Regions from separate parts of the Homo sapiens genome. Here regions 1, 3, 4 and 5 are each linked to region 2. Evidence: chromatin contacts called from ENCODE Hi-C or POLR2A ChIA-PET data. All regions are on one chromosome and are shown on one strand. The core of a region is the stretch at or near the end of the contact, and the rest is flanking DNA. Distances in the headings are between cores, read along the strand shown. Region 1 has its middle 57 kb from the start of ARHGAP18. Region 2 has its middle 38 kb from the start of SAMD3. Region 3 has its middle 200 kb from the start of SMLR1. Region 4 overlaps LOC105377999 (a long non-coding RNA gene). Region 5 has its middle 150 kb from the start of TMEM200A.

Region 1 (2,700 bases), core at 191-2,690, 490 kb after region 2:
GAGCCCGGGAGGTTGACACTGCACCAGCTAGCACTTGTCTCAGCTGTGTTTGTGCCACTGCACTCCAGCCTGGGCAACGGAGCAAGGCCCTATCTCAAAAAAAACAAATAAAAGAGCCACAGGATGGGGCAGAGAAAAAGGGAAGAAAGAGAGGACTTTCCTGCCCCAAGGAACTGGATTCATGGGCCAGGCCAGACACCTGCTAGGGATTCAATACCTGACTTCCCCTCACCTGTGTCCTGTGTGGGCTCTCACAGGCCCAGCTTTCAGCTGTGAAAGCCTCTCAGATTAACCCTCCACATACTTGGCAGAGATGACTGGCTAAAAGTTTTTCAAAATGAAATAATTTTGTTATCTGCAAACCATGGAGAGTTAATGTTGCTGGTTTCAGTAGTAGCTGAGACGGCGTGCTCTGAATGAGGCTCAACTTGGAAAGTAGCATTTTAGGGGGCCGAAAAAAGAAGAAAAGGAGGCATAAGAAAAATAATAAAATGTAAATAGCACCTAAAAGCCATTTGCTTACGTATTGCACACCTAATGTATAGTGTATTTCTATCTTCAAATAATTGACCAGCCCAAAATAGCTGAGAAGGTCAAGAGTTAGTATAGGGGTCCATAGCAAATTCAAGAACTTCAGCTTTCCTGTAAGCGCCACTAACAGATGATCTAACCCATCAGTTCACCAATTCATCGTCACGGGAACATTTATGGAGTACTGGCCGTCCACCAAGCCCCCAAGAAAAGATTTATGTTTACAGTCATGAATCAGCCAGGCATTCTTTGCTTGCATTTTGCTTACCATCTGGAAGACTTAAATTTTAAGATGTATGTTATAATATAGGTTAACATTTCCATTTCAAAACTAGCACAATTACTTTATAAAATATTTAAGAAAGTTGTTGTCTAGTAGGAGGCAGATTATGATGGTACAGAGATAATTAATTTGTGGCACATTGCCTAGATCTTCAAACACAAGGCAATTCTGTACTTAATCCTCGAGGAACAGTGATCTGTTAGGATTAAACCCTTTCGCAGTTTACACCACAAGCTTGATCCCGGAGGCAACTTAATTGGGCAGGGAGAAAGCTAAAGACTAAAAGCTGCTGGTAGGTTTCAAACATCTCTATCATCCTATCAATAAAAAATTTCCTAAGTGCAGAGCAGTGTATCCTTACTCTGTTTTTTAAATTTTATTTTTGCGGTGGGGAAGGGGCGCGGGGATACGGAAGAGATCATTTCCAAATTTAAGGTATTTCCTTCACCGAATCGCACCCTCGTGCCCACTCCTTCATTCTCCCTTTCTCAAATCAACAGAAGTCAACAGTTAAGGGGCTCTGATAACAGCAGCTGGGAAGAAGCCGAGCATGCTCAGTAGCTGGGGCCGCTTTCTGAGCACATAGCAAGCTTTGGTTTGCACCAACACCGGCTAGCACTTGTCTCGAGATGCTGCCGGGCTCGTGCACAGCTGATGCCTGTTCCTGGAAAGCTGATCTCTACCCAATAACATGCGGCTTTCGCACGGTCAGCTGCAGCGGCGCAGCAGCGGGGGTCCGAGGAGCCCGTGGGCTGCAGCCGCTCTGCCGGCTCAGCGCTCGCACGGGTATCCCCCTCCTCGTGGCCACGCTTCAGCCCGGTCCTTCCGGCAGCTGCTGGATGAATAAGCCGAAATGACAGGATTGTGGTTAGCCGTGAAGAGCGCGTAGATGCCACAAAGTAGGTGTGTCACGGAAGAAAGTGCTTAGGGAAGATTCTTGCAGGAGATCTAATTATCGCTTTTCGTCACTTCTTGGGACCCTGGCGTTCCCTGCTCTCCACTTGCGGAAGATGGTTATAGTAGTGACAGAGCTGGCACAATGCTTTCACCTCCGGTAAGGAGAGCATCTTTGCATGCTTTTCTCTTTGCAACGCATATCAGCTTTGAAATATACAGCTGGGAAAGGTCTTTAAACTAGCCTTGCCCTCACTCTACTAGTTTGTTCTTAAGGAAGACTGGGGAAGAGGACTTTTTGTGTGATTTTTAAAAAATCTTTTCAGGTTGGGGTTAAAGACAAGCATTAGTGTTCTTACTAACCTGTCTGTCTTGCCTCTAAAATTTACTTGGTAGAATTTTGCCTTGAGCCTAACATTTAAGTCTCCATTTGCAAGATGAGGTTAGGGGTACTTTCTTTTCTCTTTTAAAAAATAATTCCTGGGATATTCTTGTAAAAGGTACATTATGCTTGTAGGTAAACTGATAATCATAATAGCCTTTTCGAGATGATTGTGATTTCAGTTACAGCCAAGAGAGAAAAACTAATCTTGACATTCACATCAACCTTGGTCAGCGTTGAACTTACACTGAGTAGAGGAAATAGTCGCACTATGATTATCTGGTTATTTGTTAAGAAAAAACAACACAACCCCAAACGTGTTCAGGGTTTACTCTTGGAATAAATAGGAGACACAAGTTTAAACAAAAATTTAAAATTAGTACTCGTCATTTTTGGGTGCTGAAAAGGATGGCTTCTCCAATCAGGCATTGGTTTAAAAGTAAAGAAACATTTTCAAAGTGTAGTTTTGTGTTTGCAAAATAACATTTTTGATAGAAATTGTGGAAAGTCAACATCTTCATATGGCTCCTCATATAAAAGAAAAAAAGCAAAAGAGGGGTCTGTAGGAACTGAAGCCAAGAGCAGCTGCATAAACATATCTAACTCTGTG
Region 2 (2,700 bases), core at 128-2,627:
TTCCTCTAAAAGTTTTTTTTTTTCTTACTTTTTTTCTGTTAGCAAAGCAGTTGCCACTACAAATTGAATGCATTTGGGCCATCCACAGGTTACTGGGTCAAGGATTTTTGATAGGAAGGCCTCAGTGCTTTCGAGATATGCCCTTGTTTACACTGACAACAAAGTGGTATTGGAGTGTTATAGGCTTACGAAGAATACCTTCAATTATCAATTACAGGTTTTAAATTTACCTTGGCTTTTAAAGGAATAGGGTACACCATTTTTTTTTTCTTAACTACTTGTATATATCTCTCTTTGACTTTGTCTTTCTCTCTTTGACTTTCCTTTTGGCTCTGTCTCTTCCTCTCTTTCTCTGCCTCTCTCTTTCTCCTCTCTGTCTCTCTCTCTGTCTCTCTCTGCCTGGCTTATAATGCAGTTCTTTGAACCACTGTGGAGAGATCTAAAACCAGCTGTAACCAAGTGTCTATGTATGGGAACTGGTCTGGATGCCCGGGATTTACAGGTTACCTTGTGCCATACCTTTGAAACAAGGGACCTGTCCAGGCTTCCTTCTGATGGCCAACCCACCTCTAATGCTGGCTGGTCTATTTTACACAAAGTTTTAAGTTTTCCTGGTGTCATAGTACTACATAGTCTCCTTTAAATCCTTTTTGAAATTTTTCAACATAGTTCCTAGTAGGGTGAGCTTATTTGTGCCTGACCCATGCTTCTTCGAGACAAAACACCACGCTCACACCACACACACACCACAAAACAAAGAATGGGTAAAAAGGGCACACACACACTTTTGCAGTTTACACCAAATCAAAATCAAAACCAAAATCAGAGTATCCAGAAATCAAAACCAAAGTATCAAGCAATCCAAGTCAAGTCAAAAACAAAAACCAAAGTGCTGGTACAGGCACACCGTGGGTGATCAGGCCATGCTTCCACTCAAATGGAGTAGGCAAGTTCCCAAGACCGGTCCTGTCAAGCAATTCAAACCAAGTCAAAACCAAAACCAAAGTGCCGATAAAGGCACGCCGTGGGTGATCAGGCCACGCTTCCACTCAAATGGAGTAGGCAAGTTCCCAAGACCGGTCCTGTCAAGCAATTCAAACCAAGTCAAAACCAAAACCAAAACCAAAGTGCTGATAAAGGCACGCCGTGGGTGATCAGGCCACGCTTCCACTCAAATGGAGTAGGCAAGTTCCCAACACCGGTCCTGTCAAGCAATTCAAACCAAGTCAAAACCAAAACCAAAACCAAAGTGCCAATAAAGGCATGCTGTGGGTGATCAGGCCACACTTCCACTCAAATGGAGTGGGCAAGTTCCCAAGACCAGTCCTGTCAAGCAATTCAAACCGAGTCAAAACCAAAACCAAAACCAAACCAAAGTGCCGATAAAGGTACACCGTGGGTCATCAGACCACACTTCCACTCAAACAGAGTAGGCAAGTTCCAAAGACTAGTCTTACCAAGTTTCAGATGTCCAGACTCCAAGTACCAGTTCCTTCCCGGTGTTCAGCCACTGCGTTGATCCTCCACAGGGGGCTGCCACACACTGCTCTGGTGAGGCGTCTCACTGGGCAAATGCCTACCCGGGAGTGCTCTCAGGATCCGCATGGCTTGGGCTGGTTGGAGTCCCCTGCAGGGATGTTCCACAGGGCAGGCTTAAGTCACCTAAGGAGCTGCCTCGACCATTCGCCAATCACCTTGCTTCCCGGTCAGGGAACCAAGAAATGTAGCAGGGCCAGCTGCAGACAAAACTCCTCAGACACTGAGTTAAAGAAGGAAGGGGTTTATTCAGCCGGGAGCATTGGCAAGACTCCTGTCTCAAGAGCCAAGCTCCCCAAGTGAGCAATTCTTGTCCCTTTTAAGGGCTCACAACTCTATGGGGGTCCGTGAGAGAGGGTCGTGATCAACTGAGCAAGCAAGAGGTACGTGACAGGGGCTGCATGCACTGGTGGTCAGAGTGAAACAGAACAGACCAGGAAGTTTCACAATGTCTTTCTATACAATGTCTGGAATCTATAGATAACATCAGTTGCTAGGTCTGGGGTTGAATTTTAACCACCAGGCTTAGGTCAGGCAGGCCCAGGCCTGGTTTCAGGTCTGGTTCCTTGGTTTTGGGTCTGGTTCCTAGGCACCGGGCTACCTGCCTTTAGTTTCACTTCTCTTTCCTTTTCTGAGTATAAAACAATATGAGAGGGTCTGTCTCTATTCTCTCACTATATGTAGTCCATTGTTGAACAAAACATTATTATGCAGTATGTGACTGTATCTATGATATAGAAAGGACTCTAAGAACTCAATAGTTCAAAAGACTAATTAGAAAATGGCCAAAAAACTGAAGAATCCTTGTGATGATGTACTTATTCTTATCTTGACTGTGGTAGATACCTGAAACACGTGATAAAATTGCAGAGAACTAAATGCAGCACACAAATGAGCACAAGTAAAACAAAAAAAAATTGAACAATTTCAGTGGATTAAGTTAATGTCAATATCTTGTTTTTAGCATTGTACTAAAGTTTTGTGAGATGTTATCACTAGAGGAATCTGGGTAAAGGATAGGCAGGCTCTCTCTGTGTTACTTCCTATAACTTTGCACATGAGTGCACAGTTATCTCAAAATAAAAAGTTTTGTTAAAAAAAATACATTGAGTCCAGGTTTTGTGCTCCTCTGACCTGGCAGGCCTTTTCCTCTAAATCGGGTAC
Region 3 (2,700 bases), core at 18-2,517, 370 kb before region 2:
TAAATGTACTTGCTACTTATATTTCCTTACCTGTGAATTTCTTGCTCATGTCTTTTGTATAATGATATTTTGGTGGTCATTTATCAATTTAAATTAAGAATGCAACCCTTTGCAATATTCATCATAAATATTTACTCAGTTTTATATGTTTCTTAATTTTTGAATGACACTTTTTAGATACATATATTTTACATTTTTAGGAAAGCAAATACAGTGATTATTTTCCTTTCTGATACCTTCCAATGCTTTCAAGTTTAGAGAGTCCTCCTGATCGAGAGATCAGATCTTCGTCTTTTAAAAAATTAAGTTAAATTAGAATTTACACAGAACTGTTCACTCTCCCATAACTTAATTTGGAATGTGTTTTTAAATAAGATTTGGAAACTTAAATAAAGTCTTTGAGCTTAAGTAAAAAATAATATGTAATGATAAATTTCTGATAGCGCTTGATGATTCTGATCAAATGATCAAATTCATCTAGCCAAATTTGCATTGTCTATTTTAGACTTTAAGGACCAAATTATGTCCATATTCTATAGATCTTTAGAAGTAGAATGAGTTTTGAAGAAAAGTAACTGCGAGGGCAGTTATTAGGTGCTCTGTCTGAGTCCCGTTTCTAAGCTTGTTTGCAGCTATTGCACTTGATTTTAGAGTGAAGCTCTGTAGTTATTATTGGGCAAGCTGAACTAACGCAGTGGTGAGTCAATGGTCACTGTTCTTGCAGACATGAAATGAAGCTTAATTTTCTGAAGAAGCCACTGTCACTGATGTGAAATGGCATTCTAGTGACATTTTCTTCTCAGAAGTTAGTGCTGCTGCCTGTGTTCTGAAATTTAATCTGAGGCCCAGTGGGCAAGTGCTCCGACAGGAGTTAAGAATAATGAGTCATCCCAAGTGCCAACATCTGTTTCAAGTTGGAAATTGATGCACTGTTATTTAAAAACAGGGCTTCTGGCTTTTCACAAATGAACAATTAGCATCTCACTGCTTTAAGAATTTGAAAAATGTTTTTATTTTGCCATCTTATAACTGACTATATAGTGGTGAAATTCTCAAAATTATTTTGAATTTGTGGGAAGAACATTAACGTTATTTGCTTTCTGAATCATTTTTCCCTGGAAATTGAAATTAATTTAAAGGAAATTGTATAGGTCCAGGCACATTTTCAATGAGTGTCACTGAAGATGACAGTTTTATGTGACTAAATTTATGACTCTATGACTCAGACCAGGAGTTGTTTCTTTGGTTGGTAAGGCTAAGTCCCAACCTCAGACCCTCTGGGGCCGAGGTTATAGAATGACTATTGTACAGATGGAACAAGAGTGGGAAATAGTCCCAGGCAGGGAATGGCATCTCCATTTCATGATGAACTTCCTGTCACATTTTATTTCCCAGGTAAGTGGCAGTAATCATAACACTTTAATGAAGAAAATAAACCTTAGGCATGGAAAGATTCCAAATATTTGTATAAAAAGTGAAATGTCTACTTAATTACCCAACCACTTTTAAATAGTCAGGTTTGAGGTATTATGCAGATGAAATGTTTGAATTAATCTCTTTGTTTTTATGTGCCTGTAGTCTTAACATGGCAGATTAATAAATATTTTTATTGATTCTATTCTTGATTGACAACTTATTATTTTCATAAATATGGATTAACTGTGAGAAAACCGAACTACTGATAACTTCAGATAATGAGTTCTGTTTATTATCTTCAGCACTCCCTATCACTCACTTTACCTATTCCACTGTAAATATCTTAAGAATATTCTCAGGGGCCGGTCACGGTGGCTCACACCTGAAATCCCAGCACTTTGGGAGGCCAAGGCAGGTGAATTGCTTGAGCCCAGGAGTTTGAGACAAGCCTGGGCAACATAGTGAAAACCCACCTCTGTGAAAAATACAAAAATTAACAGAGTGTGGTGGTGCACACCTGTAGTCCCAGCTACTTGGCAGGCTGACTTGGGAGGATTGCTTGAGCCTGGGAGGTGGAGGTTGCAGTAAGCTGAGTGACAGAGCAAGACCCCATATCAAAAAAAAAAAAAAAAAAAAAAAAAAAGAATATTCTTAGAAATCTAGTTTGTAGAGAGAAAAATTCTAAAGCTCCAAAATAATTATCAACTTCGCTATCTAACTTCAATTACTGTAAAATCTATTTTATTAATTACTGGTTAAATTTGCTCTAAATTATTCTAAACAAAGGATTTCAATACTAGCAGCTGTGAATTAAGCTTCAGGATCTAGAATTCATTTCAAGATGTGTATATGCTTGTTTGTGCACATTGTACCTTTTTCCTTTCACTCATTTACAGGTATTAAATTCCCTAAGGATGTTCCAGAGAAGTTTCCATTATTCTTTCAGCAGTTAGAGAACTGCTTCCAGCTGAGCACCAGCTTATCCCACCAGCAGGAAAAAGTTTGTTCTTCCTATTATTCTAGCCGTTCACTCATCAATCTTGCTTTAGCAACTTGTTGGGCATGAAAAATTGGTTAGATGAAAGTATTCTCTTGCTTTTGGTATATTTGTTGTCTTACAGGCAGCAATAACAATGACAACAATAAACAGAAAACTAGAGAATTTTGAATATATGCTCTCTCAGGAAAAGTCTGAAAGAAAAAACAGTTATTTTTGGTGTGTTTTAAGAAGCAGCAGCGAGTGTTAACCTTAATAACAAGCAGAGAGACGCTCTATAAAAGAAA
Region 4 (2,700 bases), core at 25-2,524, 380 kb after region 2:
TTCTATTGCACTTATAAGGAGTGTTATACTATTGGCAGCTAAGATTTAGTGGGTACCTACCATATGTCAGGCAAAAACTGTATTACTGAGTTCTCATATGAACTCTCAGAGGTAGTTGCTATAATTATTCATGTTTTGAAGATGAAGGGACTGATACATACAGATAAGTTAAGCAAATCTCCCAAAGTTATGTGATTATTAAGTGGTAAGTAGCTGGGATTTGAATCTATAATCAGGCTCCAGAGTCAAATATCTTAACCACCACATCAACTCAACTGGGTCATATCTATATTTTAATAGTAGGATTTGCTTATCATCAAGATAAGTCATTATATGACAAATGAAGTAACTGCAGATCAGAAAGTTTAAAGAAATGATCCCAAGTCATTCAGTTAGTAGGAAAGCCAAGAATGAATCCTGGTTTCCCTGTCCAATGTGCCCCTCCAAACTGCTGCCTCCCAGTTATATAATATGTTAAGAAAACCAGAAAGCAAATTTAGAAATAGAGTCTGTGGCAAAATGACCACAGAATAATGAAACATGACCAAAGCGATTTAATCATTTCGATTTACATAGCCTGTCTAGGTGCCCCCTCCCAACTCCCACTCAAAGTTTTCTATTCATCATGGCATTTTAAGAAGCCTCAATAAATTGATCTGACTGAATTTCTTAGACATATATAATTCAGCCAGTGTCCTGAGTTATGGCCATGAAGATGACACAGTTTTAGCTCATTTGTAAATGATGTTATTTAAAGCATGTTATTGTTTGGATTGTAGATTAAGAAGGTAGGAGCTTTCTGAGCTATTCATCTGACATCTTTTATTAATTTTAAATTAACCTAGAAATTAAACTGAATTACTTTTTGAGGATGAAAAATTGGTTTGGTAATTATTAGCTTGCATTTTATTCTTAGGTCATGCCTTGAGTTGCTTATATAACCTTCAGAAAGTCAATAAATCTCTCCAGTGATCCACGGAGGGGAAGGAAGAGTAGTGTGGTTAGGTGGCCCGCCTGAGAGCCACAGTGGGGCAGGGGAGCCCCCACACCCCAGCCAAGGGAGGCTGTTGGTGCCCCTCGAGGTCAGAGATCCCAGAAGAAAAAGCAGGCACCCATCTTTGCCGCTCTCCAGCCTCCTTGAGTGACATATCCAGGCACCAGAGTGAACCAGATGAATAGGGCCTGAAGTGAACCCCCAGCAAACCGCAGCAGCCCTACAGAAGAGGAACTGAACGTTGAAGGAAAAACAAACAGAAAGCAACAACAACGGCAACATCAACAACAAAAAGTCCCCACAAAAACCCCATCCAAAGATCAGCAGCTTCAAAGATTGAAACTAGACAAAATCAAGAAGATTAGAAAGAATCAACAAAAAAACACTGAAAACCCAAAAGGTCAGAGTGCCTCTTCTCCTACAAATGATCACGATGACTCTCCAGCAACGGTGCAGAACTGGCCAGAGGATGAGATGGACGAATTGACAGAAGTAGACTTCAGAAGATGGGTAATAAAAAACTCCACTGAGCAAAAGGAGCATATTCTAACCCAATGCAAAGAAGTTAAGAACCTTGATAAAACATTAGAGTAGCTGCTAACTAGAATAACCAGTTTAGAGAGGAATATGAATGACCTGATGGAGCTGAAAAACACAGCATGAGAACTTCATGAAGCATACACAAGTATCAATAGCCAAATCGACCAAGTGGAAGAAAAGATATCAAAGTTTGAAGACCATCTTGCTGAAATAAGGCATGCAGACAAGATTAGAGAAAAAATAATGAAAAGGAATGAACAAAGCCTCCGAGAAATATGGGACTATGTAAAAAGACTGAACCTACAATTGACTGGAGTACCTGAAGGACACTGGGAGAATGGAAAAAGGCTGGAAAACACACTTCAGGACATTATCCAGGAGAAATTCCCCAACCTAGCAAACAGGCCAATGTGCAAATTCAGGAAATACAGAGAACACCTCTAAGATACTCCCAGAGAAGATTAACCACAAGACACATAATCATCAGATTCTCCAAGGTCAAAATGAAGGGAAAAAATGTTAAAGGCTGCCAGAGAGAAAGGCCAGGTCACCTACAAAGGGAAGCCCATCAGACTAACAGCGGACTTTGCAGCAGAAACTCTACAAACCAGAAGAGATTGAGGGCCAATATTCAACATTCTTAAAGAAAAGAATTTTCAACCCAGAATTCCATATCCAGTCAAAACTAAGCTTCATAAGTGAAGGAGAAATAAAATCCTTTCCAGGAAAGCAAATGCTGAGGGATTTTCTCACCGTCAGGCCTGCCTTGCAAGAGCAAACTGGAAAGGAAAAACTGGTACCTGTCACTGCAAAACAACCCAAAATATAAAGTCCAATGACACCATAAAGAAACTGCATCAACTAATGTGCAAAATAACCAGATAGCATCATGATGACAAGCAAGCTGGATAAAGAGTCAAGACCCATCAGTGGGCTGTATTCAGGAGACCCATTTCATGTAGAAAGACACACATAGGCTCAAAATAAAGGCATGGAGGAAAACTTACCAAGCAAATGGAAAGCAAAAAAAAAAAAAAAAAAAAAAAAAAAAAAGCAGGGGTTGCAATCCTACTTTCTGACAAAACAGACTTTAAACCAACAAAGATCAAAAAAGACAAAAAAGGGCATTACATAATGGTGAAAGGATCAATTCAACTAGAAGAGCT
Region 5 (2,700 bases), core at 165-2,664, 260 kb before region 2:
AAATAGGGTGGATTTTATTTTCCTTATTTTATAAAAGAAGAGACAAAAAGAAACTGCTAGTTAAGTAACAGTTCTATCATCTCAATTAGAGTCTAAGCTAAGACTTAGACCACAGGATTTCCACCCCCCTCAGTCCCCTGCTCTTCTCTGAGGTCATCTGTCTGTAAGAGCTAGCAGTCCTTGCTAGTACCATCCTCCAAATGATTTTCTAGGTGCAGAGTTAAGAAAAATATCTTTTTCAGGGATGTGACTGCTTGCTTTTTGGCTGTGAGAAAATGTCTTTTCTGGGACACAGTGTAGCCAGGAGCAGAAAGGCAGGCACTCCTCAGCACTGGCTGTCCCCTGTCCCCTGGTGAGTCTGAGCCATCTCTTGGGTGGCCAGATCTATACTGTGTAGAGCAATTGTGCATGTCCTTCCAAACTGTTAAATAAGTCAAGTAAAAATAGATGTGTGGCAGCATTCTTCTATCCGACAAAACCCTCTCTGTGTCACATCACCTAGCAGCACACATTTATTGAGTACTTTGAAGGGGGATTGGGAAGCTGACAGGAAACAGGTGGTCTCTACCCATGCTGTGCCAGCTGGGCTGCTCAGGCACAGGACCAGAGAAAACTCACTGGACTTGAGCCTGGGTTTGGATCCTTCGAAGATGATGCTGCCAAGTTTCCAAAGGCAAAAGGTTAAGGGCAGTGTTGCTAGAGTTGCTGAAGCTGGAATCTAGGTCAGTACTGAGTGTAGGAGGAGGGCGTAAGTCCCAGTATTTCCAAGAGTGGGGTCTTATAGGTGGATGCACAGGAGGAGGTTAGGTTGGCAAGGTAGGAGACAGCATGAGTAAAGAGATGCAGATATTCTCTCAGTAAAATGAGTATTACGGGGTACAGAGGTACTTGTGGCCATCAGATCATAGAAGACTTGAGTGTCAGGTTAAGAAATTACTTCGTCTGCTAATTCATCATATCAGAACATAAGTATCAATACAATTTCCTTACAGTTCCTTTGAAAATATTACTGGTCATGCATTGTTACTCAGTGGATTAGGAGAAGGGAGAGTCCTCCCAAATAAAACCATCCTACCTGCTGGCACCCTCACAACCACTTTTTCCAGCAGAACAGGCCGGATATCCTAGGTTTTCCATTTGATGATGAGTCATGATAATTGCCTCAGATGAATTTAATGTGTCACAAATACCTGGCATAGACTCATTTCTATTTCTACTGAGAATTTGTTTTTTCTGAACCTTCAAATGTACCAGCTCATTTGTCTGATTTTGGTTTGCAGGGGGATGCTGGTTTAACAAATTGCCTCATTAGTGGTTCTATAATGGGAACACTTACTAATGCTGCTGGTTTCTTCCAGGTGCTGAGACACCTTGCGTTGTCACAGCACTGATGTGAGTCAGATACTAACAATGGTGTCCTTTGTTTTTATGAGAGATGAAACTGAAACACTTCTCATGATGTCGCTAGGTAACAGAATATATCTGCAATTTTCACTCTATAGGCAGACTCTCTCTTTCTTCCTATTTGTACTCATAGATTTTAGTTATCCATGGAGAAAACAGCACTAGGCATAGATTCTGGACTCGAGGGGCCTTGTGTCTACCACACAATAAATGTAGATCTTTGGTAAGTCGACTTTGCTGATTTCTGCCCCAGTTATATTATTGGTAAAGTGAAGAATTTGAAAAGAATTTAAGGTGGAGTTTCCCTTCATTATTCACTCAGCAAACATTTATTAAGTGCCTACTATGTATCAGGAACAGGGCTAATTCCTGGGAGTATAAAGCAGAGAAAATGACAGTCCTTGCCCTCAACATGCCTCCTGTCTAGTAGAAGGATCCCACACATGCTACAGAGAACAGTTAGTGAAATTATGGAATAAAGCTCAGGGAACTATGTGAATGTAAAATGAATGCACCAAAAATTGAGGATACTTTCTGTATTAATCTGTTCTCACACTGCTATAATGAACTACCTGAGACAGGGTAATTTATCAAGAAAGAGGTTTAATTGACTCACAGTTCTTCAGGCTGTACAGGAAGCATTGTTGAGGAGGCCTCAGGAAACTTACAATCATGGTGGAAGGGTAAAGGGGAAGCAAGTACCTTCTTCACGTGGCGGCAGGAGAGAAAGAAAGTGTAGGGGGAAGTGTCACATATTTTTAAAACATCAGAGTACGTGAGAACTCACTATCATGAGAACAGCATGGGGGAAATCCACCCGCATGATCCAATAACCTCCCACCACATCTTGCCCCCAGCATTGGAAATTACAATTCAACATGAGATTTGGGTGGGGACACAGAGCCAAACCATAACACTTTCTCACTGTATGAACATTGATGGCAAGTTTGAGTTCAGACTGCTAGACTGGCTTCTCTATTAGAACATTCACAACTCAACACCATTGCCATGAAATAAAAACAAGGATGTTGGATATGTTAAAAGGAATAAAAATCATTAAAAATTGCACAAAGTTAAAAAAAAAAAAAGCCCAACAGCTTTTTAATTCACACAGGAAGCAACACCTAGTGGTCAAGACTTCATCCTTTCAAGAAGTCACCTGGGATTAAATCCTAGCTCTGCTTTATTAACTTGATTATTTATGCAAGTTCATCTGTACCTTATTTTCTTACCTATAAAATGAAGAAGACAACCTATCTCACAGGTTTGTTGGAAGTAACAAGTGAGACAATAAAG

Evidence for each region. A loop is a pair of places that touch in the nucleus more often than their neighbours do. ChIA-PET counts read pairs that join two places held with the same protein, here RNA polymerase II (POLR2A). Pooled maps may share reads with other maps.
Region 1: a loop to region 2 is called in a pooled map, with 2.7 times the contacts of the local background. The contact joins two enhancer-like sites. A Hi-C loop is called at or near these places in 2 of 37 single-sample maps with no recorded cell type and 1 of 50 pooled maps.
Region 3: a pooled map shows a loop between it and region 2 (4-fold over the local background). The contact joins two enhancer-like sites. A Hi-C loop is called at or near these places in 2 of 37 single-sample maps with no recorded cell type and 3 of 50 pooled maps.
Region 4: a pooled map shows a loop between it and region 2 (6-fold over the local background). The contact joins two enhancer-like sites. A Hi-C loop is called at or near these places in 17 of 37 single-sample maps with no recorded cell type and 5 of 50 pooled maps.
Region 5: a loop to region 2 is called in a map with no recorded cell type, with 11 times the contacts of the local background. The contact joins two enhancer-like sites. A Hi-C loop is called at or near these places in 8 of 37 single-sample maps with no recorded cell type and 6 of 50 pooled maps. POLR2A ChIA-PET finds 5 or more read pairs at or near these places in 1 of 52 experiments (activated T-cell).

Annotation. Positions count from the first base shown.
Region 1 is chr6:129,766,296-129,768,995 of GRCh38, reverse strand. No RefSeq gene overlaps it. Among named protein-coding and RNA genes, the nearest start is that of ARHGAP18, 57 kb to the right of the region's middle. RefSeq lists an enhancer at 142-311. Within about 2 kb of position 1,440, at least 2 of the 41 ENCODE cell types and tissues checked have a DNase peak (open chromatin) inside an H3K27ac peak, as active enhancers do.
Region 2 is chr6:130,259,633-130,262,332 of GRCh38, reverse strand. It overlaps a transcript of SAMD3 not described here. Among named protein-coding and RNA genes, the nearest start is that of SAMD3, 38 kb to the right of the region's middle. RefSeq lists enhancers at 1,491-1,610, 1,831-1,970. Within about 2 kb of position 1,377, at least 5 of the 41 ENCODE cell types and tissues checked have a DNase peak (open chromatin) inside an H3K27ac peak, as active enhancers do.
Region 3 is chr6:130,624,563-130,627,262 of GRCh38, reverse strand. No RefSeq gene overlaps it. Among named protein-coding and RNA genes, the nearest start is that of SMLR1, 200 kb to the left of the region's middle. RefSeq lists a silencer at 785-1,079. Within about 2 kb of position 1,267, at least 2 of the 41 ENCODE cell types and tissues checked have a DNase peak (open chromatin) inside an H3K27ac peak, as active enhancers do.
Region 4 is chr6:129,881,250-129,883,949 of GRCh38, reverse strand. All of the region lies in intron 3 of LOC105377999 (a long non-coding RNA gene), which reads right to left. Among named protein-coding and RNA genes, the nearest start is that of TMEM244, 21 kb to the right of the region's middle. RefSeq lists enhancers at 1,123-1,172, 1,223-1,452. Within about 2 kb of position 1,274, at least 2 of the 41 ENCODE cell types and tissues checked have a DNase peak (open chromatin) inside an H3K27ac peak, as active enhancers do.
Region 5 is chr6:130,516,230-130,518,929 of GRCh38, reverse strand. No RefSeq gene overlaps it. Among named protein-coding and RNA genes, the nearest start is that of TMEM200A, 150 kb to the right of the region's middle. RefSeq lists an enhancer at 568-1,767. Within about 2 kb of position 1,414, at least 5 of the 41 ENCODE cell types and tissues checked have a DNase peak (open chromatin) inside an H3K27ac peak, as active enhancers do.